Regions from separate parts of the Homo sapiens genome. Here regions 1, 2, 4 and 5 are each linked to region 3. The links are chromatin loops, found by intact Hi-C in ENCODE. Cell type or tissue: heart left ventricle. All regions are shown on one strand. Links, peaks and the distances in the headings refer to the core of each region. The heading gives the core; the rest is flanking DNA. Region 1 overlaps TACC2 (transforming acidic coiled-coil containing protein 2). Region 2 overlaps TACC2 (transforming acidic coiled-coil containing protein 2). Region 3 overlaps TACC2 (transforming acidic coiled-coil containing protein 2). Region 4 overlaps TACC2 (transforming acidic coiled-coil containing protein 2). Region 5 overlaps TACC2 (transforming acidic coiled-coil containing protein 2).

The links. Peaks named below come from ENCODE experiments on the same cell type or tissue, not always from the same donor. Only the 100,000 strongest peaks of a DNase experiment are listed, where the experiment ranks them.
Region 1: it touches region 3 in a loop (2.0-fold over the local background); 14 of 110 quality-filtered maps call a loop at or near these places.
Region 2: it touches region 3 in a loop (2.0-fold over the local background); 3 of 110 quality-filtered maps call a loop at or near these places.
Region 4: a loop joins it to region 3, with 4 times the contacts of the local background. A loop is called at or near these places in 15 of 110 quality-filtered maps.
Region 5: it touches region 3 in a loop (10-fold over the local background); 11 of 110 quality-filtered maps call a loop at or near these places.

The regions. Positions count from the first base shown.
Region 1 is chr10:122,210,144-122,216,318 of GRCh38, forward strand. TACC2 (transforming acidic coiled-coil containing protein 2) reads left to right here. Exons shown (of 23, transcript NM_206862.4): 9 at 254-1,565; 10 at 5,248-5,308. Among named protein-coding and RNA genes, the nearest start is that of BTBD16, 58 kb to the right of the region's middle. In heart left ventricle, for the core only: a CTCF peak has its summit at 3,864; no DNase peak of the experiment used is centred there.
Region 2 is chr10:122,246,449-122,252,623 of GRCh38, forward strand. It overlaps TACC2 (transforming acidic coiled-coil containing protein 2), which reads left to right. Exons shown (of 23, transcript NM_206862.4): 20 at 2,195-2,355; 21 at 2,602-2,708; 22 at 3,096-3,216. Among named protein-coding and RNA genes, the nearest start is that of BTBD16, 22 kb to the right of the region's middle. RefSeq lists an enhancer at 1-120. In heart left ventricle, for the core only: no CTCF peak of the experiment used is centred there; DNase peaks (open chromatin) are centred at 856 and 3,640; H3K27ac peaks cover 373 bases.
Region 3 is chr10:122,051,585-122,057,759 of GRCh38, forward strand. All of the region lies in intron 3 of TACC2 (transforming acidic coiled-coil containing protein 2), which reads left to right. Among named protein-coding and RNA genes, the nearest start is that of TACC2, 66 kb to the left of the region's middle. RefSeq lists an enhancer at 3,130-3,424. In heart left ventricle, for the core only: a CTCF peak has its summit at 2,625 (motif pointing right); a DNase peak (open chromatin) is centred at 2,667; H3K27ac peaks cover 1,708 bases.
Region 4 is chr10:122,219,934-122,226,108 of GRCh38, forward strand. It overlaps TACC2 (transforming acidic coiled-coil containing protein 2), which reads left to right. Exons shown (of 23, transcript NM_206862.4): 12 at 4,793-4,854. Among named protein-coding and RNA genes, the nearest start is that of BTBD16, 48 kb to the right of the region's middle. In heart left ventricle, for the core only: no CTCF peak of the experiment used is centred there; no DNase peak of the experiment used is centred there.
Region 5 is chr10:122,140,134-122,146,308 of GRCh38, forward strand. It overlaps TACC2 (transforming acidic coiled-coil containing protein 2), which reads left to right. Exons shown (of 23, transcript NM_206862.4): 7 at 3,439-3,573. It overlaps LOC124902518 (a long non-coding RNA gene), which reads right to left. Exons shown (of 2, transcript XR_007062323.1): 2 at 6,171-6,175. Among named protein-coding and RNA genes, the nearest start is that of BTBD16, 130 kb to the right of the region's middle. RefSeq lists enhancers at 1,021-1,315, 1,041-1,335. In heart left ventricle, for the core only: a CTCF peak has its summit at 2,844 (motif pointing right); DNase peaks (open chromatin) are centred at 658, 1,228, 2,162, 2,887 and 2 weaker places; H3K27ac peaks cover 2,643 bases.

The sequences.
Region 1 (6,175 bases), core at 854-5,853, 160 kb after region 3:
AGCTGTTCTTTAATCGGTCCTCATGATCCTCATTGTACAGATGAGGGAACTCTGGGCGAACCTGGCCTGGGTCTTGAGCTAATTACGGGTAGGTCAGGTTCTGTACCCAAGTAGTACACACAGTGATGGGCGGGGTGGCCTGGGGCCGTGGTTTGTCAACCCCTACGCTGGAGGGTGATGTTTTGGTACAAGAGGAGAGGTGCCCCAATGCGTCCTGTGTCTGTAATTGATGGCGTTGTCTGTGTTTCCCCAGGATGTGGTTCTGAGACAGTCCCTGTCCCTGATGGCCCACGGAGCGACTCGGTGGAAGGAAGTCCCTTCCGTCCCCCGTCACACTCCTTCTCTGCCGTCTTCGATGAAGACAAGCCGATAGCCAGCAGTGGGACTTACAACTTGGACTTTGACAACATTGAGCTTGTGGATACCTTTCAGACCTTGGAGCCTCGTGCCTCAGACGCTAAGAATCAGGAGGGCAAAGTGAACACACGGAGGAAGTCCACGGATTCCGTCCCCATCTCTAAGTCTACACTGTCCCGGTCGCTCAGCCTGCAAGCCAGTGACTTTGATGGTGCTTCTTCCTCAGGCAATCCCGAGGCCGTGGCCCTTGCCCCAGATGCATATAGCACGGGTTCCAGCAGTGCTTCTAGTACCCTTAAGCGAACTAAAAAACCGAGGCCGCCTTCCTTAAAAAAGAAACAGACCACCAAGAAACCCACAGAGACCCCCCCAGTGAAGGAGACGCAACAGGAGCCAGATGAAGAGAGCCTTGTCCCCAGTGGGGAGAATCTAGCATCTGAGACGAAAACGGAATCTGCCAAGACGGAAGGTCCTAGCCCAGCCTTATTGGAGGAGACGCCCCTTGAGCCCGCTGTGGGGCCCAAAGCTGCCTGCCCTCTGGACTCAGAGAGTGCAGAAGGGGTTGTCCCCCCGGCTTCTGGAGGTGGCAGAGTGCAGAACTCACCCCCTGTCGGGAGGAAAACGCTGCCTCTTACCACGGCCCCGGAGGCAGGGGAGGTAACCCCATCGGATAGCGGGGGGCAAGAGGACTCTCCAGCCAAAGGGCTCTCCGTAAGGCTGGAGTTTGACTATTCTGAGGACAAGAGTAGTTGGGACAACCAGCAGGAAAACCCCCCTCCTACCAAAAAGATAGGCAAAAAGCCAGTTGCCAAAATGCCCCTGAGGAGGCCAAAGATGAAAAAGACACCCGAGAAACTTGACAACACTCCTGCCTCACCTCCCAGATCCCCTGCTGAACCCAATGACATCCCCATTGCTAAAGGTACTTACACCTTTGATATTGACAAGTGGGATGACCCCAATTTTAACCCTTTTTCTTCCACCTCAAAAATGCAGGAGTCTCCCAAACTGCCCCAACAATCATACAACTTTGACCCAGACACCTGTGATGAGTCCGTTGACCCCTTTAAGACATCCTCTAAGACCCCCAGCTCACCTTCTAAATCCCCAGCCTCCTTTGAGATCCCAGCCAGTGCTATGGAAGCCAATGGAGTGGACGGGGATGGGCTAAACAAGCCCGCCAAGAAGAAGAAGACGCCCCTAAAGACGTAAGTTCAGGGGTGGAGGTGGTAAGGATCAGAGGCGGGGGTGCGCATTGGCTGTGACCCTTGGTCATGTGCCTGGATAACCTTCGACTGCCCTAACCTTGCCCCTGGGTGCTGTGATGATGCCACGCTTACGGCCGTTGCACCAAGCAGACAATGTACGTGTTTTCCTTCCTCTCTGCGGTCACAGTGGTGGCATTTTCCCATCCACATACCCCTTTGTGTCCTTGATCTTTTGCTTTAATAAATCAATGGGCTGGAGCTTTACTTGTAGCCAAAGACCTAATGTTCAACTCCAGAGCAATCTGGGAGATCCCATGGAAGGGGAAAGGTCCTTAGAGATCTGGTTCATCTCCCTGTTGGTGACTGATTGCTTTTTGGAGAAGCTGGGAGATACACCCTTTAAAATATTAAAATGTATAGTACTTGTTTCTGCCTATTAATGAGACATTAGCCCAACCTACAAACATAGTAGATTCCAGGAGGCTCAGGAATGAGAGATGTGGCCTGGGCCCCTCCCTGCTGCACTCCAACCAGCCCGTAAGAAACACCCTTCTTTGTCTCCTTCCTTCTCTCCAGTCATCTTTTGTAGACAAAGTCCCTGCAAGTTCTGAAGAGATAAATGGAACCTGAAAGTGGGGAGCAAATCCCCACAATCCCCAGGAAGCCATTGGTCCTTGGCTCTATGGTCCCCAGACACTTGACAAGGCCAAGTACATCGTGCTTAAATATCAAACACCCATGCCTCCAGAATCCACCCCAGGACCCGGCTCTAATGTGGATGGCTGCTGGTCCTTTATTCTTTGGCCCCTGTGGTTAATATCTTGGCGATTTCCTTACTCTTACGGGAAGTATTGTCAGTAATTTAACAAGGCTGAGGAGATCAGTCTCCCAGGGGCAGCAGAACAGACCACAGCGCTGGCCCCTCTGGGTCTGCCTGGCACGAAAGAGACAGAACGACATGTTTACCTCCCATTCTGGGCTCCCCCTAACATTGAATTTCTGAGAAGAACCCAGGGCCTCCTGAGAGGAGGTCTCTACAGCAGGTTACCTTAGATCAACCTGCCACTGTCTAGTGGTGGCTGGAGGCCATCCTGGCCAAAATGGGGACTTTGTTTTAGATCAGTTACTCAACTAGGTCCCTACTAGAGACTCTCTAGAATTCACGTTGGAAACTTGATTTCAAGCCTGGAATAGGAGAAGTCTGCAATGGCTAGACTGCAAGGCCGTGCTCTCTCATCTGGAATGAGAGCCAACCTTAGCCGCCACCTCTTCCTTCTCCAAGATATGTTCTGTGTCTCATAGGCGTCCCCAGTCACTTTCTTGTTTGAATATTAGAGCTAACAGGGGTCAGGGAAGTTTACCCAACTGTGTCCTCACCTCTAGTGCAGACAGGGACTTTGGCGTGGAAGACCCTGCGTGGGTCTGACAAAGCTCTTGGGGCACCACGGCTTTGTGGGATCATTAGGATCAAGAGAGGAAGCTGTTCCCCAGCAGCTCCTTCCAAAAAGCTGGGGCATTGCCCTACAGCGGTGGCCGCCATATCCTAACCCATTAATAACCAGTTGTCTGCAGATTTATCTTTTTTGTCAGTTCCTTCTGTCTGTCTCTCTTTTTCTTTGTCTTCTTGTCTTAGGATGGTTGAAGATGTGATGTCTGTGTGTTCTCTGTTGTAAGTAAATTTAATGCAATCTGCCTCTTATGCCAAATGTGCTTATTTTTCTGCCTTTTGTTTCTGCTTCCAAGCCATTTTTATTTCCCCTCTGGCTGCTACTGATGTGTTTCTGTGGTGGGCCTGCGAATGATGGGGCATGGGGCTCCCCAGTAGCAAAGATTACTTTTCTGTTTCATAGTGATTTGCATAAGAGACTGCTTGGCTGTGAAAATGTGATTATCCAGCATCTGCCTGCTTATCAGGAATGGAACTTTTTTCCTTCCCTTGCATATTGGATGTCTTCATCTGAAATCAAACATTTTTTTTAAACTCTTCATTACATTTTTTCATTTTAAACTGGGCTAGTGGGCGATTGCTTTCAACACTACTGTGGCTTCACGTTAAAATAACTGTCTGGTCTAACCACAGGCAGCGACGGCCACAGCTTATTCTTGCTAACATGTAAAGCAGAAATATTTGGGCCGTTCCAAATTGAGGCCCACAGAGTGCCCTGAAATGCAGGGTCAGTGCAGAGTGGAGCACACAGCTGTGAGAGCCATCGCCAGGCTGCCCCAGTCCTGCATCCTCAGTCACCCAGGACCTGGCTGGGTGTCGGCATGCCTTGTCTGCCATCTGTGGGTCACCCTGCCACTTGTCAGTAGAAACAGAGCTGACCATTTCTGTGCCTCTGCTGCTTTGCCTCCCATGGCCAGGAGGGATCTGTGGGCAGCTCGGGGGGGTCCAAAGACATGCAACTTTTCCCTGTCCTTAGAAGGGAAGCCGGCCAGTCCAGGTGGCCAGCAGTCCCAGGATAGGGTCGAGTCCATCAGACTCTCTTCTGCCCAAGGGATTTCTTGAGTATTTTTGAGCCACTTAGCAACTATAAAATATATGGTTATATATTTATATGCATGAATAAATATATGCTTCAAGCTGCGATTGCACTGTTTTAATGGCAAATATTATAAATGCTGTAAATAGCCATTTATTTTTTTTTCATGATTAAATGCCATTGTTGGAGTGATTTGAGAGAACACAAGGAAGGAACTTGAATGCCAAATTGCTCTGCCCACCCAGTTAACATGCAAAGCAGGGGAGGGTGGTGGGATCTAAGGAGAGGGATCACCCCCCAAAGCCTTTGCTTTGCTGGGAGTGGGACCAACCCATGGAGGGGCTGGAGACGGGGCAGGGGCCAGTCTACAGGGTGGAAAGAGCCCCCATTCTGACTGTGGAAGTGACCCCCAGACTGCTCGGTGGACTTAATGGAACTGCTCAGGCTAAAAGGCATCCCTTTCTCCTGGGATCTGCTTCCTTGACCCTTCAGGAGTCTGATTTGGTGGTTTCCTTTGCCTCTCAGCCCCGCTATTCATATGGAGGAGAAAAAGGGAGAGAAGAGCTGTGAATCTTGTCTGTTTACCATGGTTAGGAGAAGACAAAAAAAATCATCTCTCCCCTGGCCCTACCTTTAGTCAGGATTCCACCTAGAAGCCTTCAGAGCATGGGAATCCATTGAGCTCAAAGATCCTGTGATAGGGAGGATTCAGGAGGTTCTCCTTGAGGACCCCGAACTTTCTATTTCTGCGTGGCCCCCTTCAGTTGTTCATTAAGTGAGGTGTCGCCTTGCCCGTCTGTAAATTGGTGTCCTGAGCCTAGAGCCCCTCCCCTAGCCTTAGTTGGGTTCAGATACCCCTGGAAGAATCCAGATAAATTAATCTGCTCACCAGAAATTTGCTTTATAAAATACGAACATTTAGTTAAATTTAGCTTCATTTTCTGGGTCATTCTCCAAAATGGCATCTCTTTAAAGATCTCCAGCTTGATGGATCTTTCCCTTGGGGGCAAAAATAATAGCTGTTAAAAAGTGAGAGTGGGTAGCCGGCGTGGCCTCTCGCTGGTGCTGGAGTGACAGAGGTGGGAGGGTGGCCTGGGCCAGATGGCTCCGCAGAGGCAGTAGCTTCGGTCCGCTCTGTACTGCTCTGGAGTGTTCCGTCCCTCTGCTTGTTGTGTTTACGTTTTCCATTTTGTTTCCAGTGACACATTTAGGGTGAAAAAGTCGCCAAAACGGTCTCCTCTCTCTGATCCACCTTCCCAGGTACAGTGTTCCTTTGATCTTGATGGTTTTATGCCCCCCCCGGGGGAGGTTTTCTTCGCTTGTTGACAAAGCTTTGCTTTCTGCTCATCCCGGGCCTGTTTCCAAGACCCTCTTCTTGCATTCTGTGTGGAGGGTCCCTCGATGTTTGCTTCACATTGTTTTGGTCCCTTCACTTTGCGGAAGATCAGAGTGTGTCCCGAGAGTGGGAAGACGTTCAGGAAAAACATTAGTTGGGCTCTGGAGGACCCACTCTGCTCCATTCAGGCCAGTTCATCTGCTGTGAACTTCTAGGACTGTCGAGATGAGAAAGTCTCTTGAGATGAACAAATATGCAGTGAGAAGGTGAAGAAACTCAGCAAGTGTCAGGAGCACTGAATTGTGCAGCCAAAATTGGAGTGGGAAGAAAAGGGAAGCCCCTCCCCTAAAGAAGTGGGGCTTAGGTTCTGTCTTGATTAGAGTCCCTCTTACCAGTTCCTCCATCAGATAGATTCCATTTCTTCTACCCTGTTTACAGACCAAGGAAAGTTATCGTCAAGCCTGTCAGTATGTTAGGGCTAATTTCTGGGTCATAAAACAAAACAGACCTGCCACCCCTCCAAATCTGAGCCAGCAAAGCCCCAGCCTGCAGACCCTGGCCAGAGTGGGGGCAGTGGAGGGAAGCACTCAGCCCTGGGGATAGGGGCTCAGGTCCCAGCTGCAGCTCTGTCCTGACCTCTCTAGGTTCCCACCCTGCCCTACTCCACTTCCCACTCTCCAGTGGAAATGGAGATAAGATCCCCCTTTTTCTGCCTCCAGGGACTGATGAGATGCTTGTCAGGTGATTCTGGTGATATTGATGTGCAGGCCTGAAGCACTGTGTGAGCCTCG
Region 2 (6,175 bases), core at 795-5,794, 200 kb after region 3:
ATCTCCCTGCTACTAAGGGAGCTGCATCCTCCAAGGTCTGTCATTACATGGGGCCCGTGTAGAGACGTGGTTATGATCACGGCTTCAGGCTTGGCTTTGGGCTCTGCCATTTTCTCAGTGAACAGTGACTTAGCTTCTCAAACCCTCTGTTCCGCCTTCTGTAAAATGAGGGTGAGAAAAGCTGCCCGGGTGGTTGTGATGCTCTAAGTTGTTCACTCGTCGCATGGACATGTATCAAGACATCCTGTATGCCCGGCACTATCCTAGGCCCTGGGGCAGAGCAAGTGGACAAAACAGACTCTGGTGCCTGCCCTCACAGAGCGTGCATTCATCAGGGAGATGAGCCGCTGATACACCAGCATAGGCACGCACGCACACACGTGCACACATGTGTGCACACATCTGATACAATGATAAGGGGTGGCTGCTGCTGCAAAGAGGAAAATGAAGGACTCTAGAGGAAGAGGAGCCATTTCCAGTACCTCTGGGGAGGTGACATGGGATCAGAGCCCTGAGAGAATGTTGGAGAGCCCTGGAAGCCCTGGGGCGGGACCCCCTGGGGCATTGGAGGCCTTCGTGGCTGGAGCAGAGAGGCCTGGGAGGGTAGAGGGCAGAGCATGTGGGCAAGGATTTGGGTGTTATTTCCATTTCAGAGGGAGGTCACTGCGGGGGAGCTCTGAGCAGGAGTGAGGTGGCCTGGTTTGCACATTAGGAAGCTCAGTCTGGCTGCTGAGTGCTGGCTTAGGGACAGTCAACACCTAGAGCAATCAGCAGGGTGCCCGCCACATGGAAGGGTCCAGTCAGCGCTGGCTCCCGTTGTTCTGTTATTTCCAGATGTGATCTGTCTATGGCAGCCAGCCCTCGGAGTCATTCCAGGTGGCAGGCAGCCCCCTCCCCAGTGACGAGGGCCTGGTAGAAAGACAGGTCTGCTGAGCTCCTTCCCCAGGAGCTCTGAGTGGGCGCTTCTCCCTTCCCCACTCTGCTGTCACCAAGAGAGCAAATGGTTCCTCACCCACCTGGGCCGGGGATGGATCCGCACAGAGGACAGAGGGGTGTTTTGTGTAGAGTAGTCAGAGAAGGCCTTTCCCATAAGTGTAGAAATGATTTTCTAAGCAGCCATAAAAAAAGAACAAAGTCATGTCCTAGGTACCAGCATGGATGCAGCTGGAGGCCATTGTCCTCAGGGAATTAATGCAGAAACAGAGCGCCAAACACTGAGCATTCTCATTTATAAGAGGGAGCTACACATTGGGTACACACGGACACAAAGATGGGAACAGAAGACGCTGGGGAGTTCACAGTGGGGGTAGAAGGGAGACGGGTTGAAAACCTGCCTTTCAGGTACTATGCTCAGTACCTGGGTGACAGGCTCATTAGAAATCTGTACCCCAGCATTAGTCACACAGTATGGCCATGTAACCAACCTGCACATGTGCCCCAAATCTAAAAATATACATTTTCTAGATATTTGGGGCAGATTATTAGCTTGGGATGGCCAAGGGCCGGAGAGGTGGGGCAGAGGACAATGGTTCCTCTCACCAGGATCAGCCACTCGGAACTGAGCCAACACTGAATTAATATTGTACATCACTGAGAAGCTAACCTTGACGGAAATAGCTCCGTGTTTCTTGGAGTTACAACACTTGCTGTATCGAAGACGCTATCTGTGCCTGCGTGAATGGAATTTCAGAGGAGATGCTTTTTTGGGCTCTGGGTTTCCAGATGTGTTAAGGATCTCCAAAGACCTCCTCTCTGTCCTGATACATAGGAGGGCCCATCCCTCACAGCCCAGACCTCACACCCTTTAATCGTCCCAACGCAAAATTCACTAGCGATGTCTTCTTTTTTACTTTACGGATCTGTCTGCTTGCTGTCAACAACCACATAGAATCACCAGGGACACCAATATAGACCTGTGAAGGGGCCGTACTGATCAGGTTAAGGAATAGTAATGGCTCATTTCTACCTCACGCGAGGCTGCACAGGCCCGGGTCTGGGAAGCCAGGGCTCTGGTTTTTGTTCTGTTAGAGACAGTCTGGGAGGGCTCTGGGGCGTGGGTTCGTCCCAAGGAAAAGCTGGGGTTTGAGATGCCCCCACTGGTGAGGCTGAGTTGCATCTGAGGCCTCGGCTGGCCCCAGAGACCCAGTTTGGACTTTCTGGGCTCCATCATTTGGCTCCTGGTCTCTCCTGCCAGAGGACGAACAGAGAGAGAAGTCAGTCTCCCACCAGACGGTGCAGCAGCTGGTTCTGGAGAAGGAGCAAGCCCTGGCCGACCTGAACTCCGTGGAGAAGTCTCTGGCCGACCTCTTCAGAAGATATGAGAAGATGAAGGAGGTCCTAGAAGGCTTCCGCAAGGTAGGGCTGAGTTTGGGGGCCACGGAGGAGGAGGATCTGATTGGGAGAGATTGTGGGAGCACTGGGAGGGGGTAGGATTCCAGAAGTTGGTCTTGAGCCACCTGCGAGGAGGGGGTCCATGCAGGCTGGGGAGGCAGACTTGGCCGCCTGGGGTTACACCTGCATCCGAGAGTTCCTGGGGTTCCCACCAGTGCTGGGCATTTGTTCTCGTGGGCTTGACGCCTGTCCTCTGCCCTGCTGTGTCAGAATGAAGAGGTGTTGAAGAGATGTGCGCAGGAGTACCTGTCCCGGGTGAAGAAGGAGGAGCAGAGGTACCAGGCCCTGAAGGTGCACGCGGAGGAGAAACTGGACAGGTAACATTTAGCCACTGGGGGTGGCTCCCAGGGGCCTCCCAGCAGCCCTTTTACCCAGGCAGGCTGGGACCTCTGGCAGCGCCTGTGACATTGGCTTGGAAAGGGGGCATCATCCAAGTGTGTGTTTCAATAAGACTCGAGAGAAGGCACACAGTTAGCATCATTTAATCAGTGGAGGATGCGTGTTGCAATGTCCAGGGTGCCCCGGCACCTTGGTCTCATGGCAATGGAATTGGGTTTGGTGTTCTCATGGGCTCCTGTGCTCCAGCTCCAGTTGGTGGCAGCTGGGGCCAGACCAGGCCACTCTCCCTGCCTGGACCTGGGAAGCAGGAGGTGTCTCTAGTGATCCACAAAAGAGTGATAATTCTGAGCTCCCTGTCTCCGCAGGGCCAATGCTGAGATTGCTCAGGTTCGAGGCAAGGCCCAGCAGGAGCAAGCCGCCCACCAGGCCAGCCTGCGGAAGGAGCAGCTGCGAGTGGACGCCCTGGAAAGGACGCTGGAGCAGAAGGTAATAGGGGAGGGGTGTGGCCTCCAGGTGGGCCGGGCTGCTGCTCTCTGTGCTGCTGGCCAGTCCAGCTAGACAGGCTGGGCTTCCCTGGCCACTGCTGCTCCTGAAGACGAATTCATGCTTCATGAGCATACCCTTGGTTCCTTCTAGAAGTTCCAATTTCATGCCAGCCCTAAGACCAGCTTCCTTTCCACCGTTCCTGGAACTGCAGCCTGCATGTGTGTTTACTGCCATTTTCATTCCTTTTCAACATTCGTTTATTTGTTGGATATTTATTAAGTGCCTACAATGTGTTAGGCGTAGCCCTTGAACCTCTGCATCCGGCATGCTTACTGGGTGAGTGGATGGGGTGCCCACCAGGCCCTGGCAGTGGTGGCCAGCTGATGCAGAACATGAGCAGTGTCAGGGCTGGAAGGGCGCCCAGGTGGCCTCTAATTCCAGGGACAGGGGTGATCTTCCCGAGGACACTGAGCTTGTGCGCAGGTTTCCTCCTTTTGGATCTGGCACCCCTCCATCCACTGTGAGCACTGTCTCCCTGGGTGTCCAGATAAGAAGCTCCCTCAGCCCAGGAGGGCCCTCTGAGCGTTGGGCTGTTGAGACTGCGTGTGTGTGAGTGAGGGCCAGCCTCCCTCCTTGGATGTGTTTCTCAAGGAGAGGATTTCCAGATGTGCAGCCTCCTTCCAGTCAATTTCCTGAGCCTTGGGGTTCCCCTGCGTAGTCATCCACGAGCCCAGCAGCCTGGGTTGGCAGCACAATTTTTGCATTTTGGGCCTTGATAGGCAGTGATGGGGCATCCTTTGTTGGCATCAGAAATCCATGTGCCTCCCGAGTGGCCTCTACTACCGCAGGAGCACCCAGCCAGCCCCAGGGGATTGGCTGTCCTCCTTTGCCCACTGTGGTTGGTGGTGGTCTCTAGGGGCATTTGGGCCAAGCAGTGGTGATCTCTGCCCTGGGCAGGTGCCAGTCCTCACTCCACCTAAGTAATGTTGGGGAAGGAGCCCTGGGGAGCAAGAAATGGGGCTCCTGTCCCCACTGCACCATCTGTCATGGCCCTGGGCAAGCCTCGCACCCCACCTCAGTGTCTAGGTTCCATCTAGCCCTGAAAATTAGAAGCCTGTATCGTTGGGCAGATGGATTTCCCTGAGGTCCATATCTGATACTCACCCAGTCTCCACTAGGCCCTGTGCCCTATTGGATGTTCCTGGTTATCCAGAATTTATTCATATTACAGATCATTATTTTCATTCTTTTTTTTTTTTTTTTTTTTTTTTTTGAGGCAGGGTCTTATTCTGTTGCCCAGGCTGGAGTGCAGTGGTGCAGTCATGGCTCACTGCAGCCTCAACCACCTGGGCTCAAGTGATCCTCCTGCCTCAGCCTCCTGAGTAGCTGAGACCACAGGCATGTGCCCCCTACCAGGCTAATTTTTTTAATTTTTGTTTTCGTAGAGATGGGGTCTCACTTTGTTGCCCAGGCTGGTCTTAAACTTCTGGGCTCAAGCAGTCCTCCTGTCTCAGCCTCCCAAAGTGCTGGGATTATAGGTGTGACATTAATTTAATTTTTTACCTTTCTTCTTAGGATGAAAAAGACAGATGGCTACTAGACAGTTTTAATATCAAAATTGCATTAGAAAATAGTTTGGAATATGCATATGTTCAACTACCTGTTTTGTAGGCTCTGATGATTGTTCTTAGCAGTATCCTCAGAACGACATATGCGGTCACAACTGTCAAGTGCAAGTTTTTGCTCACTCACCCAGTATTTATTGAGCATCATTATGGTTTTAGTGTTGAGTGTGCATTTTCTATTCCTTGTCTCTTGATAATCTATGTATGGCATATTTGGTGACTTGAAAAATGGAATGTTTCATTAAAATAAAGATCATACTAGAAGCCAGGCATGTTGGCATGCGACTGTGGTCCCAGCTATTCGGGAGGCTAAGGTGGGAGGACTGCTGGAGCCCAGAAGTTCGAGGCTGTAGTGCACTGTGATTGTGCCTGTAAGTAGCCAGCTGCATTGCAGCCTGGGCAACACAGCAAGACCCCGTCTCTAAAATAAAGAAATAAAAACCATACTTCACAGTCATTTTGGCTATTGTAGCAGTTGAACATACAATGTTTCTTGGTGAGAAATGTAGCAATGTGTGTGTTTGAGATGGTTCCCCCATTTCCATCAGGGTTTGATGGTGTTTAAATTGCATTATCTTAAACTGAACTTCCAGAGGAATGAACAAATCACACAGGTTCTTCCCTGAAAGACCTGAGTGATATCTAGGGGATAGTCCCATCTTAAAGAGATTCAGAAACATGATTCACCCAGACAATTCTTGAATGGAGGCGCTGGGCATTTCGCCCAATCAGCGCTCTGTAAAGGCTTTTGCTCCATGAGCTGAGCTTTATGATGAGGCAGTTTGCTTAGTGGTGGCTGATGACGCCAAGAGAGAGCTTGGAAAACCTCCGGGAATCACTTTCTAACGGGTCTGCTGATGCCTCTTAGCCATCAGTCACTGTACATAACGTTGTTTAACAGTTATAATGGCAAAGCCATATAGGAGCTGGGGCAACCTGAATTTGTGTTCCAGGCTTGCCACATCTGACTGGCTGTGTGACCTTATACACAACCCTTAACTTCTCTGAGCCTCCATTTCCTCACTGAAAAATGAGGATAATACTGGCTTCCTTGAAGGCACTATTGAGGGAACCAGGGGAGGCCAGAGTGCCTGGGATGTCTTCAGCATGGTGAGCAGCTCACGGTGGGCACTCCAATAAGATGGAAGATCACCGTTAGCAGCCCCAGCAGGGGCCATAGTGGCAATGAGAGTTTTTTTTTTCTTTCTTTTTTTTTTTTGAGATGAAGTCTGTCTCTGTTGCCCAGGCTGGAGTGCAGTGGCGCAATCTCGGCTCATTGCAACCTCCGCCTCCCAGGTTCAAGCGATTCTCCTGCCTCAGCTTCCCTAGTAGCT
Region 3 (6,175 bases), core at 636-5,635:
CCCTGCAAAATTGGAGCCCAGCTCTCAGGAGTGTATCATGACAGGCCTTAAGGGAAGCAAATGAGCAGGAACTCTGTGGAACAAAAATGCAAAATGGAATGATAGGCCCCTGTCATAGACAATGCAACTTTGACTCACATGCTACTTCATAGCTTTGCAAAACCTTGAGACTCAAAGTGACTTTTTTTTTTTTTTTTTTTTTTTTTTTGCTTTGGGTAAGTCAGAGCAACCCCTGGTGGCAGGAATTTTCATGCCTGGGGCATGGAAGTGGGTGGCTTGGGCTATGTGGCTTTCCAGAGGAAGTACTTGGGGCATCTTGGCAGGAGCTTTGGATTTCTTTAGGGAAATGGCAATCAGATGGGGCAGAGTGTTTTTTGCTGAGGGAATCAGAATGATCCCTCAAACAGCACCTTTGATCTCTATTCTCTGCTAAAGATGGTGCTTCCTCTACTTCCCCAGACCCCCGTGTCTGTTCCATTTCCATGAATTTTTCATCAGGGTCACAGGACAAAGGTTTTAGTCTTTGGTTCTAATGAGACCTCTGACTTGGCTCTGGATGACTATGAAACTAGTGAATGCATTTGTCTTTTCTGGAATCCCACACAAGGGAAGCCACTGTGGCTGCTGAGGCCCAGGGTCCAGCTCTTCTCTTTCCCTCTTGGTGAGGTCCTGGGATCTCCTGAGGCCTGGGAATTGCTCGAGGCCTGTGTCACAGCTGGACTGAAGAGTAGCAGCAGCTCAAATGTCTTTTGTTGCTTGTTCCCCAGCTTTAGTCAATTATTATTTTTCCCTTGAAGAATTGCCTCTCGTTGGCATGCAAATTGAGCATAAAAGAGGTGCCCGTAATCCCAGCACTTTGGGAGGCCGAGGTGGGTGGATCACGAGGTCAGGAGATCCAGACCACCCTGGCCAACATGGTGAAGCCCCGTCTCTACTAAAAATACAAAAATTAGCCAGGCGTGGTGGCGTGTGCCTGTAGTCCCAGCTACCCAGGAGGCTGAGGCAGGAGAATCGCTTGAACTCAGGAGGTGGAGGTTGCAGTGAGCCGAGATCGTACCACTGCGCTCCAGCCTGGGCGACAGAGTGAGACTACGCCTCAAAAAAAAAAAAAAAACAAACAGGTGCCTTCCAAGAACACACTCAAAAAAGCAGCTTCCTGTTCACAATTAAAAACATGATTCTCCTCTATAAATGTGTGTGTGTCTATAGTGCAGGGCCCTGTACTAACTCAGAAACCATCTATCGAGAAGGAACAGGCCCTCCTACTCTGCAAGGGCTGACAGTGAGTCCATCGCTCCTGACGGAGCAGGGCTCCTGTGTGCGGTTTCAGTGAGTCACCTGTCCTTGGCGTCACCAACAAGGATAAAGAGCATTTATCATTCATTTTGCATATGGGTTCCAGACACTATGCCAAATGCTCTGTGTGTGCAATAGATCATTGCATTTTTTTTAAAACCTATTCGGTTCTGATCCTGAGTCCTTACCTGCCAGGCTGGTGGGTATGCCAAGTGTATTAGTCCGTTTTCACACTGCTGATAAAGATATACCCAAGACTGGGCAATTTACAAAGAAAAGAGGCTTAATGAAGAACTTACAGTTCCACGTGGCTGGGGAAGCCTCACAATCACGGTGGAAGGCAAGGAGGAGCAAGTCACATCTTATGTGGATAGCAGCAGGTAAAGAGAAGAGAGCTTGTGCAGGGAAACTCCCGTTTTTAAAACCATCAGATCTCGTGAGACCCACTCCCTATCATGAGAACAGCTTGGGAAAGACCAGCCCCCATGATTCAGTCACCCCCCCAGGTCCCTCCCGCAACACGTGGGAATTCAAGATGAGATTTGGGTGGGGACACAGCCAAACCATTATCACCCAGGGCAGCCATCCTTGGGACTTCTCTCTCCAGAGCCTGGTGCATTGAGACCATCATCCATTCCCTCCCCAACCCCAGCACCTTCCCTGTGATGCCAGTGACCACACTGCCCCTCAGGCTGAGGGACTGTGCTGCTTCTCCACAACCGTAGGCAGGAGGAAATCTTTGGCGAGGCTTTGGGAGCCCATGACCGCTTCCTCGAGCACCCTCCCTGCTCATTCCCCTCTGAACCAGAGGACACGGTCTGGAAGTAGAGAGGGACTCTCAGAGGTTCCCCACTGTTCAGGGCCCTTTCTCTCCACTCTCAGGCGCATTGGCCTTGAGGCATCTGTCCCTTGGCCTCATTGGACAACCAGCATTTTCTCTTCAAAGGATGTAAGTTTTTACAAAAGGTGGGAAGACGCATTGACCTGCAACTCTTTCTGTTTTCTACTTGGAAAAATCCAGAGGCAAAAAACACAGAAGGGCCTGCAGTGGCCACCTGCTGGGCATGGAGCGAGGGAAGAATATAGGCAGAATGCGTGTGTGAATATTCCCAAAGATGGTCCCTCTGCTCAGGCATCATCTCCACTCTACAGATGAGGAAACTGAGGCTTGCAGCATGATGTAATCTACCTTAGAGGTAGAAAGTCCATTGTTTCTCCTCGAGGCTCTTCCCTCCCTCTGAATTATGCTAGAACATGGGGTTTACTCATCCCCAAAGTTCTTCAATAGGAAGAGTGGGGTCCCATCAATTCGACTGTCTTGCTTTTCTGGTTGCCACGTGGTGGCGCTGTTGTAACTTAGCCCAGCGTAGTTCAACCATCCAGAGTCTGGGACATGCCTCCCTGATGACCATCCCTGCACAGGCCCCTGGGTTCTTGAGGGAGAATGATCCTAGCCTCCTAGGGTGAAGCTTAACCCCAGTAGCATCTCTTTCTGCTCAGCAGTGTCCATGCCAGTACAGCTGATGTAGCAGTACAGCTGATTAGCAGTCTGGACTGGTCCCTGGTCCGCCCTTCTTGGATATCATCAACCAGGGACTGAGCAGCTTTTTCCTTTTAGATCCTTAAGACACAACTGATTTTATCTTACAACCTTTTGCCAGATAATGGAGCTATTAATATTAGGTTGTACCAGAGGAAATTACCATTTAGTTAGGTCAAAAATTGTTGGTCATTGGCCATTTCCTGTGCTTCCATTTCCTGTGCTCCTTCTTCTGAAAAAGGTCAAGGGCAGTGTTTCGAGATGACCGGCTTTTCTCAGGGAGTGAGAATCAGGCAGGGAGTGACCTTGAGTGATTTCTAGCTGAATTCCCGGCGCCTTTGGTTTCTGACCACAGTGCTTAGGCTCCCAGGCAATGGTAATTGACACAAGACCAAACAGATCTCCCAAACAAGGCTTTGTGAGGGGCTTATGTTTGAACACAAGGGAGAGAGCGCTGGAGCAAAGTTCTCCGGCTGGCTCCCCGAGGACAGGTCTTTTTGGTGTTTTAAGAAGGGTGGGCAGGGCATGGTGGCTCACGTCTGTAATCCCAGCACTGTGGGAGGCCGATGTGGGTGGATTGCCTGAGCTCAGAAGTTAGGGACCAGCCCGGGCAACACAGTGAAACCTCATCTCTACTAAAATGCAAAAATTTAGCTGGGTGTAGCGGCATGCATCTGTAGTCCCAGCTACTCTGGAGGCTGAGGCAGGAGAATTGCTTGAACCCAGGAGGTGGAGGTTGCAGTGAGCTGAGATTGCACCACTGCACTCCAGCCTGGGTGACAGAGCAAGACGCCGTCTCCCAAAAAAAAATAAAAAAAAAGTGAAGAAGGGTGACGTGAACAAGCATGAGGTATGGGAGCGTCGTTACACGTGTGGGGTAGAGCACAGAGTGCACAGGCACAGTGAAAAACATGTTAGGGCATATATTGCATGATCAAAAAATGGCAGATATGCAGCCATAAAAAAGAACGAGATCATGTCCTTTGCAGGGACATGGATGGAGCTGGAGGTCATTATCCTTGGTAAACTAACACAGGAACAGAAAAGCAAACACTGCATGTTCTCACTTATAAGGGGAGCTAACTGATGAGAACACATGGACACATAGAGGAGAACAACACATACTGGGGCCTATTGGAGGGAGGAGGCTGGGAGGAGGCACAGGATCAGGAATGATAACTAATGGGTACTAGGCTTAATACCTGGGTGATGAAATAATCTGTACAACACACCCCCATGACACGAGTTCACCTGTGTAACAAACCTGCACTTGTGCCCTTGAACGCAAAATAAAAGTTTATGAAACAAAACAAAACCCAAAAAATGGCAGATAAGCCCCACCTGGGTGGGAATTTTGGTATTACGATGAGCCAGTGGGTGAAGATGGGTCATTCTGGACTTGTGCGTATGCGGGCAATAGGGTTAACTTCCTTGAATAAGATGATGGTGGAATGCTGCTAACCTTAGCTTCTTCAAGGTCTCTTGGTCAGCGGGGATGGCACTGGATGGGGTATGCAAGGTCTAGTAGAATCCTGGTGGGGGCCAAGTCCCATCCATACCCTGTCTCACTTTGTCACTGAATGAAGGAGAGTGGAAACTCAACAGCCTGGAGTCTTAGCTGTTATCTGATGGTTCTCAAACTTGAGTGGGCACCAAGATCACCTGCAAGGCAGATTAAGACAGATTTCTAGGCTTCGCCTCTGGGGAGTCTGATGCAGCAGGTTTGTGGTGAGGCCTGTGAAGGGGCATTTCTTTTTCTTTTTCTGTTTTTGAGACAGAGTTTTACTCTTGTCGCCCAGGCTGGAGTGTAATGGTGCGATCTCAGCTCACTGCAACCTCCGCCTCCCGGGTTCTAGCGTTTCTCCTGCCTCAGCCTCCCAAGTAGCTGGGATTACAGGTGCCTGCCACCATGCCCGGCTAATTTTTGTATTTTTAGTAGAGATGGGGTTTCACCATGTTGGCCAGGCTGGTCTCGAACTCTTGACCTCAGGTGATCTGCCCACCTCAGCCTCCCAAAGTGCTGGGATTACAGGCGTGAGCCACTGCGCCCAGCCAGGAAGGAGCATTTCTAACAGGTTCCCAGGTATTAGTACTGCTGGTCCAGAGACCACACAATGAAGACTGCTGCATTCTGCCACGCGGCTGTGTGACCACCTCAGCCCAGTGCTGTTGGGGCTCAGAAGAAGCCTTCCCTGAGAGCTGGAGTGGACAAGGAGGGTCTCCTGGCAGGGGTGGAGGGAGCTTGAGTGAAAGGGGCAGACTCTAGAGGCCATTCCAGGCAGGGGCAGAATTCCTGAACTGGACCTCTCTAGGGCTGAGTAGGAAGTGAGTGCAGACCCAGGTGGTGACGTTCACTGAAAACAAGGTATGAGGAGTGGCGCCATGTTGAGGAGAATCTGTCAGTCAGGTGAGGGGTTGAGATTTTTTCCTGAAGGTAACTGGAAGCTAGGGAAGTGCTTTGTGGTTTGTTTGCTTTTAAACAAGGGCTGGGCTGGGCACAGTGACTCATGCCTATAATCCCAGCACTTTGGGAGGCCAAGGCCGGTGGATCATGTGAGGTCAAGAGTTTGAGACCAGCCTAGTCAACCTGGTGAAACTCCATCTCTACTAAAAATACAAAAATTAGCCTGGCATGGTGGCGCACACCTGTAGTTTCAGCTACCAGAGAGGCTAAGGCAGGAGAATCCCTTGAACCCAGGAGGCAGATGTTGCAGTGAGGTGAGATCATGCCACTGCACTTCAGCTGGGCAACAAGAGTGAGACTCCGTCTCAAACATAAAATAAAAATAAAATAAAATAAACAAGGGCTTATGCATGCCAGGAAAGTGTTCTGAAGATAAGGGTGAGGCACTGACTGGTGCACTGGAGGGGTGGAGGGTGCCGGCTGGAAGGGGCACTAGGGGATGTTGTTGTAGTAGAGGAATGGTGGCCAGAAGGAATCCCAAGGGAGAACCCACAGAACCCGGTGACTGCCTGGGTGTGGGCGGAAGAGGTGGAGTCAAAGAATGAGAAATAAAAGTAAAATCCTAAGCCCCCCATCCAGCTGAACAGACTCCCTCTTGGCCAAAGGGACCCTAAAGAAGCCTTAAAAACTAAGTTTGGCCGGGCACGGTGGCTCACGCCTCTAATCCCAGCACTTTGGGAGGCCGAGGCGGGCAGATCACCTGAGGTCGGGAGTTCGAGACCAGCCTGACCAACATGGAGAAACCCTGTCTCTACTAAAAATAAAAAATTAAAAAATTAAAAAAAATTAGCCAGGCATGGTGGTGGGCACCTGTAATCCCAGCTACTTGGGAGGCTGAGGCAGGGTTCAATCTGAGGCTTGAACCCAGGAGGTGG
Region 4 (6,175 bases), core at 614-5,613, 170 kb after region 3:
AGGCTGAGGCAGGAGAATCGCTTGAACCCAGGAGACGGAGGTTGCAATGAGCCAAGATCATGCCCCTGCACTCCAGCCTGGGTGACAGAGTGAGACTCTGTCTCCAAAAAAAAAAAAAGAAAAAAGAAAGAAGCCAACTTGAGCTGGACATATGATTTTGATATGTGTGTGTCTTTAGTTTTACCATCAGGAACCAAATACATGCATTTTTTTTTCCTTAGGAAATATAAAAATACTAACAGTACTTTTAGGGCTAATATATACCTCATTCAATGGTGGCATTTATTTGTCCATCTTCTACATTGTACTAAAACAGACAACTTACTAGCTGAGTGACATATTTGACAGTTGTTTTTTTCTGTAAAAATTGAACAAATATGTAAATATATGGGTTTGGAACAAAACTTGGTTAAACCCATTACCTTAGAAAATGGGAAGATTTGGGAAGTCATGACTATAATTTAAGCTGGTAGACAATAAAAAATCCATTAATGTGAAGACACAACAGTTGCAGTTTCAGGAGGTGTGGGCCCCACTGCATCCACCTCGCTAACACACCCAGGGTCCCCCCAGCATCTGGACGTGGAAATACCATTAATGTAATGAGGTCCAGTCTAGCAGCACCAGACACACACCCAGGGGTGCTGATGTGATTGATCGTCAGAAAGAATCCGTGTGGGGCGGGGCCCCAGCTGTGATGTGAGACTTACACTAAAGTCACCAACCACAGGAAAAGGAAATGTTGGGTGAGAAATAATAATTATGATTTAAATACATATTCACTATCATTAATTCTATAGGTAACAATAATAAGCTAGGGCCTGTCATTGGGTGAGGACTTACTTTGAGCTGTGCAGAGTCTTTTACATTCATGATTTCATTTCATCCTCTCAGTCTGCAGAGTGCTTTTCTACAGTTCCCCATTTTAGGAACAAGGATACAGAGGCTTGGAGCTGTTAGTGACTCCCCCAGTGTCCTGGCACAAATCCGTGGAGAGCCAGGTGTGCCTGACTTAACAGCTGTGCTCTTTATGTGAGCATGGAACAGGCTTGCTGCCTGCGTCTGTAGAATGAGGCTGTTGACCTACTCACACTTTCCTACCTAGGTCCATAGGAGCAGAATGTTGCAGAGCTTCAAGTTGTCTTTAATATTTCAAAACACCTGAATGTAACTAGGTTAGAAAGATGCCCAGGGGATTAAAATACCATATTTGGGCTGTAATTGTATCAACTCACTAGGATGACACTGGTCATCTTCCACGGATGAAGAACTCATTGACAATTATAAATGGTTTTCTTTGCGTGGTTGCTTAGTAAATGCCCTTTTTTGGTGCAGTCTTTTAAAGCGTGATGCAGTGGGAGAAAACTTAACCCATGTAGTCCTTGTGGAGGAAAAGATTAGGAACTATTGGTCTACACAGCTGAGTCCTCTCCTGGCTGTCCAAGAGACCCTGACAGAGTGCAGTTGTTTTAGATTCAGAAGTCTCAGTGACTCTTTGGTGGTCACCCAGTTGCCCTGTGTCCTTTAACACAGCTCTGTTAGTCCCTCCTTCCCACTCTGACAGAGGGGAAAGTGCCCTCCTTGGAAGCCTCAGCTGTTCTTTAACGGCAGGCGCCGTCTCTGTCACACTGCAGACACTTAGAAGGGTGACGGTGGGGAAGCTGGGAGCAGCCTCCCTGTCTCTTTCCCTGGACTCTTTTCTTCTCCCCTAATATAATGTCACTTAGGTTAAAAGTTCCAGAAATACTAGCCATGAGCAGGAATATATCTGATCATGCTCCTTTACATTTGTGTTACCCATCGAAGGGTTTTTATCTTAAAGTATTTCATTTTAGCCTACAAAATATAAGCACTTTGAGCTCCACTTGGAAGATAAGTCAATAGGCAAGGAGATATCAGGCGAGTTGGCTTCCCTGATCCTAGCAATGGAGACCTGGACTCAGTGGCATCCTTCTGGCTTCTGCATGGGGCTCTTTCCTGTTCCTAGCAAGCCCCCAGCAATTAGAGACAGACGAAAGCAGCATTGAAGGCCCCTCGCTGTGCAGTGCCCCCATATGAAATAATTACCAAAAGCAGCCCTCAGAAACGACAGGACCCGTGAACGATGACTGAGCCTCTTCAGCTAGGAGCAGCCACACACGTTAGCAAGGACCATCTCCTCCAGTTGAGAATATGATGTGCCACTTGGTGTGGTGACATCACCCTTCCTGGCCTGCCAGCTGTGTGTGGCATGGTGTGAAAATAGGGCTGAAATTGGATGTGGTTTCACCCCCATGCCTGCCCTTTGAGGCTTAGGATTTGAAGCAGATGAGTGAAATTTTGAAAACCAAGTTCAGGAAGATGTTTTCTCAAAATAGCAGAGATCACCCAAGATGACAGGAGGAAGTATTTATTTTTTTTACATCCTCTCCAGGTCATTCTGTAAATTATAAATCAGGATCCCAAATGACCGTGATTGCAACAAGCAGGGCGTGTTCTGAAGCAGCATCTCCAGGCGTCTGCCACTCATCTGGGATTGATGGGGAGGAGTGCGGGCCTTCTGAAACCAGGCATCTCACAAATGCAAACACTAATGTGGGTGTCAGAGTACCCCACTTTTGCACCGTCAGTTGCTCCTTCTGAAGGGAGGAATGGGGACACAGGACAGTGGGAAGGGACTTCCTTTTGGCAGGTAGCAGAGAAGGCAGATGAGTGAGCTCCGTGACCTAAAACTCACCCAGATTCAGCCACCAGAAGAGCTGAGGTTCCAAGTGGGACACTTTAGTGAGGCGAGCTGGTTACCAGAGCCGGGCACTCGCCCGGGGCCACAGGCCCCTGGAAAAACTCTGCGGTGGTCTGTTGCTCGTTTGGTGTGTCCTGGGTGCCCTGTGCTGTACTGGAGTGTGCTTAGAGATTTCTGTTACATCATTTAGGGCATGTAATGCCTTGGAAATCGTAATGATACCTTAGAAGAGGCAGCTGATTCACTATTATTTTCTCAACTTAAACAGCTTATAATAGAACAGTAAAATGATAGTCCCAGAGTTTTATACTTGGAAAGTGATAGATAGATCTGGAAGAGACCCTAAATATCACCCTGTCCATCCCTGTCTCCTTCCTCCTCCTCTCTCTCTCTCTCTCTTTTTTTTTTTTTTTTTTTTGAGGCAGTCTCACTCTGTTACCCAGGTTGGAGTGCAGTGGTGCGATCTTGGCTCACTGCAACCTGTGCCTCCTGGGTTCCAGTGATTCTTCTGCCTTAGCCTCCCAAGTAGCTGGAACTACAGGTATGTGCCCGGCTAATTTTAGTATTTTTAGTAGAGATGGGGTTGGCCAGGTTGTTCTTGAATTCCTGACCTCAAATGATCCGCCAGCCTCAGCTTCCCAAAGTGCTGGGATTATAGGTGTGAGCCACTGTGCCCTGTCCTGCTTCTCATTTTTAAGGTGAGGAGGCGATTAAGACTTTACAAATTAATGCTTCTGTCTTAAGTTGGGGCAGACCCTGGGGTTCAGGCTTGGTGTGAGAGTTGGAAACACACTTTCTCTACTCATCTTTATTCAGGATGCAACAGGGCTTTCTGGCCTTTAATCACAAAACTGTCTTCGATTTCATGAGCTGGCCATGCTGAGTAGAAGGATATGTTTGCCTCACCAAGGGAGATTTAGAGATTCCTGAAAGATTGTCCACGTGTTTAAGTAGTTGAGGTTATTCAGCCATTTGCAGGTTTTATGAAAGTCCTCCAGGAAATAGCTCATTTTAAAGCTGATATTTTTTTGACGATGCCTTTAGCAATAGGCAGAAATAAAGGGGCTTTAAACCAGAACTGCTATTTATCTTTATTTTCATCTTAAAAAAAGTTGAAAGATTAAACTTGATGGATTGCCACTGATGCTTTTTCACAGTGGGTTTCTGAGCAGGTCACTCTTCACCTCTTGGTTTTCTTTTTAAGTAGAAAAGAGGTATCTGGTAGCTCTAGATTGTGGCTTCTGTGAAGACAGAAGTCCATTCTGGTCTTATCCACCACTGTATCTGCTATGCCTGGCACTGTGCAAACCATATAGGAGGTGCTTCATCCGTTTGCTGGATGGGGAGTTCAGTTGAGTGTCAGCTTAGTTTCCAGGTACTCGAGGCAGGCAGTGGTGTTTGCCGTCTCCATTGAGTGTATGGGATTTTCACCAATCAATTTGAAACAGGTCATTTCTCCACCCATTGGACTTTACTAGTCTTTGAGTTTGAAAATAGATTTGGACCAGCCCTGAAGACACTGGTAGAACCCTGGGAAAGGCTCCAGGTGACTTACAAAGCTTCTCTTAACCAGCAGCGCTGAAGGAACAATATCGTCCTTCCCTCACTTCAGAGGGTGGCCAGAGCTGAATACCCAGAGAGGGACAAGTAAGGGTCCAGTTCCAAAACATCATGAGGATGTATCATCCCACGTGTCTCACCTGACAGTTACAGAGGAAACCCGCACCCAGAATGCACGTGCTGTCTTATGGGAACACTCAGCGCAGAGTGCTCAGGTCTGGCCACACTTGGGCTGTGCTTGGTCGTGCCATGGAATTCCTCAGGACTTTCTCAGCCTCCCTAATGGCAGAAGCCCCTTTACAGCAAGACATTTACCGTTTGTCTGAAAATAGCCGAACTGAGCCTTTTCTTCAGGCTATATGAGAAGTCTCTAGACAGTGGGCACCGTCAGAAAGCCCAGAGCCTTGTGATAGCTCCCACCCTGCCTGGCTCAGATCTTCCCATTTTTTTCCTCTGGCACTAACCTCACCTTTTGTTTTTTTGTGTTTGTGTTTGTTTTTGTTTTTGCAGAGTTGGATTACAGAAACTCCTATGAAATTGAATATATGGAGAAAATTGGCTCCTCCTTACCTGTAAGTTCGTCTGCCTCGGGCCACTTAGGGGACTCGCTTTCCTGCCTTCAGGGGCCTCCTCCCCTGTGCAGAGTGTCTCTGGGAGCTCAGACCCCAAATCGAGTGTTTTCTGTGTACACAGCTTCCCGGGTGCACAGCAGTGATGGACTGGGGCTGGGGGGTTGAGGTTTGTACTCAATCCACTTCGTTTGACATTTTCAGGGAGAAAATGATAGAATACAATTAGACGTCCTGCAGAATTACTTTCCTAGACTGAGAAAGAGCTAGAGATTTCTTTAAAAAAAAAAAAAAAAGAGGTGGTGATGGTTTTTCAGGTATACGATTAGCTGTTTTTGAGAAATTGTTTTAATTAACTGAATATTTTCTCTGGGCAATAAGCCTTTCTCCCTGGTTTTTCATTTTAAGAGGTTATGATGGGCACTGTCTTTCCTGGCATAATACCTGCTGCCCTAGGGCATGTTATTCCAAGGGTGACCTCTTGCTGTTGTCAGCGATGCCCTCGGAGACGTGTGGCACACAGGAGGGCTTGCTTGCTTACAGCACTACGTGGCCCTGGATATGTTGCTCTTTATCTTTCTTTGCATTAGTCATAGATGCCGGGGTTACTGCTTCCAAACTGCAGGTTGCTGTAAGTTAGACCTGAAGGTTGGGTGGGAGAATGTCCCCATGCACAGGCTTAACTCATGCGCCACGTCAGTGAGATCACAGCTTCCTGAGTAAAGCACATGGGCTTTGTCATCATCCCCTTGTGCGTTGCTTAAAGAGCTTAGCTCTGTGGCCACACCTGTGTCCCCAGTAGCTGAGGCCATATACATAATACTGAGGGCGAGACATTTTACCGCTGAAGGGGAACTGTCGTGTGTTTTGAGATCTTTGATTTAAATGGATTGAAACCACAAGGGGCCCCTTCCTCTTGTGCCACCACCCACTGCCTGGTGCGTTGGCAGGCCTCGCGGATGAATTCGTGAGGAGCATGCCCTGCTCAGGAACAGCAGAGCCACCCAGAGATTTCATGGCAGTGCAGAGCAGCATACCTGCCGGCCGTTGCAGGGACTTATTTGGGGACCCCAGCAGGGCATGTGGAGGGGGTCTTTCAAGGTCTTCCCATCACTGAGAGATGCCAGTCCCACAGCCCCTGTTTCTAGTCCAGCTGAGTTGCTCTCCAGGCCCTGCCCCTGCCCTGGGCTCATTCAGCTATGGTCAGCCCAGGTCTAGGCTCTTGCCCTACCTCTCTGTTTATCTGCAGTGGCCAGCACAGCTCCTGGCCCAGAGAGCGTGCTCAGTAAATGTTGGTGAATTGAACAAAGTCCAGCTCACCAAC
Region 5 (6,175 bases), core at 599-5,598, 89 kb after region 3:
TGAGGACCTTAGCAAGGTGCTAACTCAGGGACAGCAAACTCTTCAGATCCATCGTCTCTGATCCATTGGTAATGGTTCTCTAGGGATCTGTGTTGCGATGGATTCTGAGGTCTTGTCTAGCTGGGCTTAGCAGGAAAGAACGCCTTGATCAATAAGTCATGGCTGTCTGCTGAAAGCGTGGTGGTTTATATGCTGTCAGCTCTGTCCTAAACAAAAAGAAATAGCAGGTTGAACTTAAATCAACATATCCTTCCTCTTCCAAAAATATAAACACTCTACATGAATTTGAATTCAGCTTCTTCGTTATTCCAATAAGGTTTGGAAAACACTGATTAACTCCTTAAATGGAAAAAGGCATCCCAGATGTTTAGCCCCAGGCTAGCTTTCCGCCAGAGGAAGACAGCAAGATAACTCTAGCAGGTGGAATGAGACTACAGAATGTGCGGACCCCATATCAGTGCCCTGCTCTCTCTGGGCTGGGTTTGGCAGCTGTCTGGAAGGTTCTGCAAAGGCCTGGGATTGGTCCTGGGCATTTGTTCAGGGCCCGACTTCCTGAGAACAATGTCTTTAAGAGGAGTCACTGCTGGTCACGGGAGGCTTGAACGCAGATGGGAGCTGACTGGGGTTGTTGGTGAGGAGCTGGCTGCCGGCTGCCCCTACCTGCTTACTCGCTTTGCTTGAGCAACATTGCCCTCTGGCAGCTCAGGGGGAGTTCAAGGGACCTTGACTAGGCTCCTGGAGGACCAGCTTCCGAATGCCGTGGAAAGTCAGGGAGGGCTTTACTCAGTGGAAGGACCTGATCAGAACTTGAGTTGGGTCATTCTGGTGGCTGTGGGGCCTTGGATCTGAGGGGACAAAACGGAAAGCAGGCACAGCAGGATAGCCCAGGAGTCCTGCTCAGAGAGGGCAGATTCCAGAAGGAGAAGGAGGTGACTCAGCAGGAAGGGGTGATGAGGGGCATGGGAATGAGAGAACTGGAAGTCAGTGCCAGGGCCTGGCGGGCTGATGGTGCCACTACCTTGCTGGGAAAATTGGGGGAGGAGGAGGAGGGTCAGGAGGGAAGAGGAGAAGTTCTGTTGGGCCCAGGAGGTGTCTGTGGGGGCCCATGTGTTAGCGCTTGGGCTTGGATGGTGAGTCACTGAGTGTTTCCTCGTGGGAGCCTGACCTCCTCGGCCCCTGGGTATGAGCCAACAGGCGGTGGAAGGAGGGGGGCGCCTTTCTTAAATGAGCTGTTGAGTCACACTTGTTTGATGCCTTTGGCTAACGGGACCCAGCCAGCGCAGGAAGGGTGTGGCCATGGCAGTTGGGACCAACAGAAGGAAGGGAGGAGGGAGCAGCCAGGTGGCCCCTCAGGAACAGGAGCAGCTGTGGGTGTTAAGGGCAGGCGGGGGAGCTTGGTGAGTGAGCCTTGGTTGTGCTGCCCCAGGGTGTTCTCAGAGATGGGGCAGGTGTAGCCTTGGGCATCTGCATCAGATCCCAGGGCTGTCAGCTGTCACAGAGCTGGCTTTGTTGTGATTAGCAGCGGGCCACAGATCTAAGGTAGCATCTCCCCCCCACCCGCCACTGTTTTCTAAGACAGAGATCCTTCCTTGCAGTTTGATAAACAGTACCCTTAAATCACAGAACCACAAACAATACCACCTTTCCACAATTTGCATTAAACTAAGTAAAATCTTGGTGGGATGTGTGTGGTGGAGGGGGGAGCACAGCAGTGTAATTTCTTGAGAAAGCGAAGTTAGACTAGTAGTTTGCGTTTGTAAGTGGTCCATTTGCCGATTATGAGTACATGTCAGCCTCCAAAGTGCAAAATAGCTCTCTTAAGGAGCTTAAATGCCTCTGGTAGTTTGCATTATTCATTTTGAGTCATTCTTTTACAAAATGATTAATTTTAGCCACTGCCCAAATTGTTGCAAATAATAGTTTGACAAAGGAGGCCAGTCACTCCATCTGTGAATCCACTTTGCTGTTTTGCTGGGTTTCCTCCAAGCACTTGTAATTTTTGTTCCCCCGTGGATTGGTCTGCTCTGGGCTTTCCTAGGTCGTTATTTCTTGGGCTCTGTTTTCCTCTGTGGAGCCCCGAGGGAGCAGGCAGCATGGGTTCCAGCCCTGGCTCTGCTCCCACACTTGGTTGCAGCCAGTTGGACACTTGGCGGTATCCCCTCTGCCTGCTGTGGGCGGCCTGGCCCAGGGTTGCGATCCTGCGGTGGATGTGGCAGATGTGGCCCCTGTCCTCGTGGAGCTCTGAGGCCAGGACGGTGAGGGGCTGGGAAGTGCCTGCTGGACCTGCAGAATCTGCTAAGCTGTGACCAGACTTATGGGCAAGACTGAGTCCTCTGTCCAGTGTACAGTGTGGGTGCCTATGGCAGCTGCCCTTCAGACCAGGGTGCTAGCCTGTCAGGTGGACCTCGAAGAGATGGAGTGAGCAGACATAGCAGCCCAGAGGCCCACGCACCCTGGACTCCTGCAATCTGGGAGCTCCCTGGAGGTGTTTACCCGCAGAGGGAAGCAGTGATCCCTCACTGCAAGGGCTGTGACGCCACAAACCCCAGCTACCACCTCAGGCTGGGTTTCAGGCCGTCTGTGCTGAGTCTTGTATTCCAGCCTGGCTACCCCAAGACACCTTCAGCCTGGCCAGTCCCACTGTGGACCAGAGCAGGGATGGCTGGAGAGGCTGGGAGGGTACCACCCTGAAAGCTGTTCCCAGGCTTTAGTCTGTGGAGGCCGTTGCTAGCCTTGCTTTTTGCCAGTGGGGAAAATCAGAACCTCTTCTGCACTGCAAGCCTGTGCCTTTTGGCTTTTGTGGGGAGTGGTCTCCAGTGCTACCCCCGGAGGCCCCGCACGCTGTGGTTCCCTGGCTGTCCAGCAGGGGGCACTCGTTCCCTACTCGAGGGCCACACTCCGTCTCTGAAACTCATTCCTCCCCCAGGACACGGGTGGCCCAACTGGTCCCGGGGCAGGTTCCCGAATTTCCCATCATCCTTTTCCCCTGGATTTTTCTCAGCCTTGGGATTTGCGGGCAAAGCCTGGGGAATTTGTAAAGTTGTATTTTAGTTCTCACCTTGTAGAGTTTCATTGCCTATCACAAACGAATAGAAATCATCATAAAAAAAATCCTCTCCTCTAAACAAAAATCAAACGAGAAAACTCACATAGCGTGTCCTGGACACCTGAGCTGCCTCTGTTAAAGAAACCCGGTTCTACAGAAGCTTAAGGAGGGAGGAGCTTAAGGGCCTGGCCTGGGAGCCACTTCGTTGCAGCCACAGGCCCTGCTGTGCAGAAGTGGAGGCCTGGATGGGGAAGCCGGGGAGCCAAGTGCTGGGGTTTAAAGAGTCCATTCCATGTGTGGGCGGGTGGGTTGGGTGGGGTGAATGGGGCCTGATGAATGTGCCATTAATGAGCCCAGCACCATGTGGAATAATTCCCTCATTGTGTCCCCAGCATCTCCCCAGCTGCTGCCCATGCGGGTCTTCCTCCCTCGGCTGCAGAACACATAGTTTCGCCATCTGCCCCAGCTGGTGACAGAGTAGAAGCTTCCACTCCCTCCTGCCCAGATCCGGCCAAGGACCTCAGCAGGTATTGCGCAAGTCCCCCTCCACAGCACCTGCCCCCGGAGAGCAGGGGCCTGGTGGTCTCTGCCCCCTAGGTCTTGGGGTGAGCCGCATTTAGGATGGTAACAAGGTGGTGACCATTTGGCCCCGTGAGACCATGTCTCTGACCCTTTGGGCCATAGCCGATCTCAGGTTTACCCTTGCCCACCTGCTCCTCATGTCACAGTGGGAAGCATGGTGTGGGCGAGTGCGTTAGGGTTCTGCACAGAAACAGAGCCAATAGGATGGATAGATGGATGGATGATCTATATGTGTATGTATTTATATGTATATATATATGCAGAGAGAGGGATTTATTTTAAGGGATTGGCTCATGTGATTGTGGGGGCTAGCAAGTCTGAAATAATGCAGGGCAGGCTGGAGAGTAGGGAAGAGTTGTTGTAGCAGAGCCCCAAGGCCATCTGCTGGCAGAATTCCCTTTTCCTTGGGGAAGGTCAATCCTTTTCCTTTAAGGCCTTCAACTGATGGGATGAGGTCCACCCACATTATAGGAGGTAATCAGCTTTACTCAAAATCTACTGATTTCAATATTAATCTCATGTAAAAAATATCTCCACAGTGAAATTGAGACAGGTTGGATCAAATATCTGGGTTCAATGGGCCAGCCAAGTTGACACATAAAGTTAATGATTAGAGCAAGTATTTGGAACTCCTGTTTCCATGCAAGCAGTTGGTTTTGATTATAAATCATTAAAGCCTCCTAAAGAGCATTCTTGGACAGTATTTTGTAGAGAGCCAAATGCATCTGGGTGTGCTGAGAACGGCAGGCCTCGGTCCTCAGGGAGCTCCTGCTGGCTGGGAAGCACACAGTGCTGAAAGCTAAGCCATGGTAGAGGGCAAGAATATAAGGGGTGCCCAAAGCGTAGACAACCAGCTGCCAAACCAGAGTGTCGGGAAGTAGTAGAGAAATCAGAGGAAGGGAACATCACCACATGCAGATGATATTCTAGAATACCGGGTAACAGTAGGGTGGGCCCAGAGCTGGACCAGAGTCTGCCTTATCTGGATGATGCCACCTAGACCATTAAACTCTTCTCTGTCCTGTATCTCCTGGCATCTACCTGCAGCTCTGTTGGTCCTGAGTCCCAGAGGGACTTTCCATCCTTCAGATTGTTGTTGGCAGAGCAGGAACATTTGTTCCACCCCTCTTGGATCCACCGCAGTGCCTGGTCTGCCATAATTCTTGGCCCAAGGACAAGGAAATGTATGGGAGGTCTGCTTTTCTGCTGGTGAGATAGCACAAGCAGAGGTTGGGGAGCAGGAACATCCCCAGCTGTTTGGGGAAACACCCTTGGTTTGCCTTGGACATAGTAGGTGCACAACCAAAATGTGTTGGAGAAAGAAATACAATTACTCTTCTCAAATATTCTGCCCTTCAGTTTCTTATAAAGGTAAACATAAATCCACAATATGACCCAGCAATCCCATTTTTAGATATTTACCTATGAACGATGAAAATATATGTCTACCTAAAAACTTGTATGCATGTATTCTTCATAATTGCCCCAAATTTGAAACAACCCAGATATCTATCCACTGGTGAAAGGATCAACAAATTGTGGTATATCTATGCCAAGGAATATTACTCACCCATAAAAAGGAACAAGCTATTGATTCATGCAACTAAATTGATGAATCGCAAATGCATTAGGCTAAGTGAGAAAGACTGGACTCAAAAGACTACATTCTACATGATTCAGTCTAGATGAGATTCTGGGAAAGGCAAAACAATAAGGAATGGAAAACAGATCAGTGGGCACTGGGGGCTGGGATTTGTATTGACTACAAATGAGCATGAAGAGATCTTTGTGGGGGGTGATGGAAATGTTCTGTAAAATTTGTGGAACTATATACTTAAAAAGAGTGAATTTTACTATTTTTTGGTATGTAAGTTATACCTCATTTTTTTTAAAAGAACTTATCCAAGGGCTAGAGTAGATTTTTGATGAAATCTAAAATAAAAATTTCAACCTTCAGACCTTTTGCTGATGCAGTGTTAGGGTCAGAGAGCATCTCTGGTGCCTCCTGGCACCAGCAGACACAAGTGGTACCCATTTGCTCTATGTCTTTCTTTCCTGAGGTCAGATGGGCTCACGGCTCTCAACCTGTCATAGAAGGCACACTGGGTGATCTCACCTTTAGCCCTGGAGCCCACTCTGTGTGGGTTGCTTCTGAATCTCATTCATTTACACATCTGAGCCATTCAGCAACATGAACTTGGGATTACTCTGGGCCAATCACTGTGCTAGGGACAGGACACAGAGGTCTGGAAGACAGGCACCGTCCTGCCCTCAAGGAGCATCCAGTGCTGGCAGATAGACATGGAGCAATGAGTTACTAGGGGAGAAGTGCAGCACCCTGGATGGATGCGACCCACAACCTCACTTAGTCTGGGTAGCTGAGGATGGCTTCCCAGGGAATCGACTGAGAGCTTAGGCTGAGTGGGTTTATGTGTGGGCTGGGCCGGAGGTTGCTGAAGATACAGAAGAGAATAGATATTGTTGGGGAGAAACAGCATGTGCATGGACCCTGAGGTCCATCTCAAAAAAAAAAAGTTATCAATATAT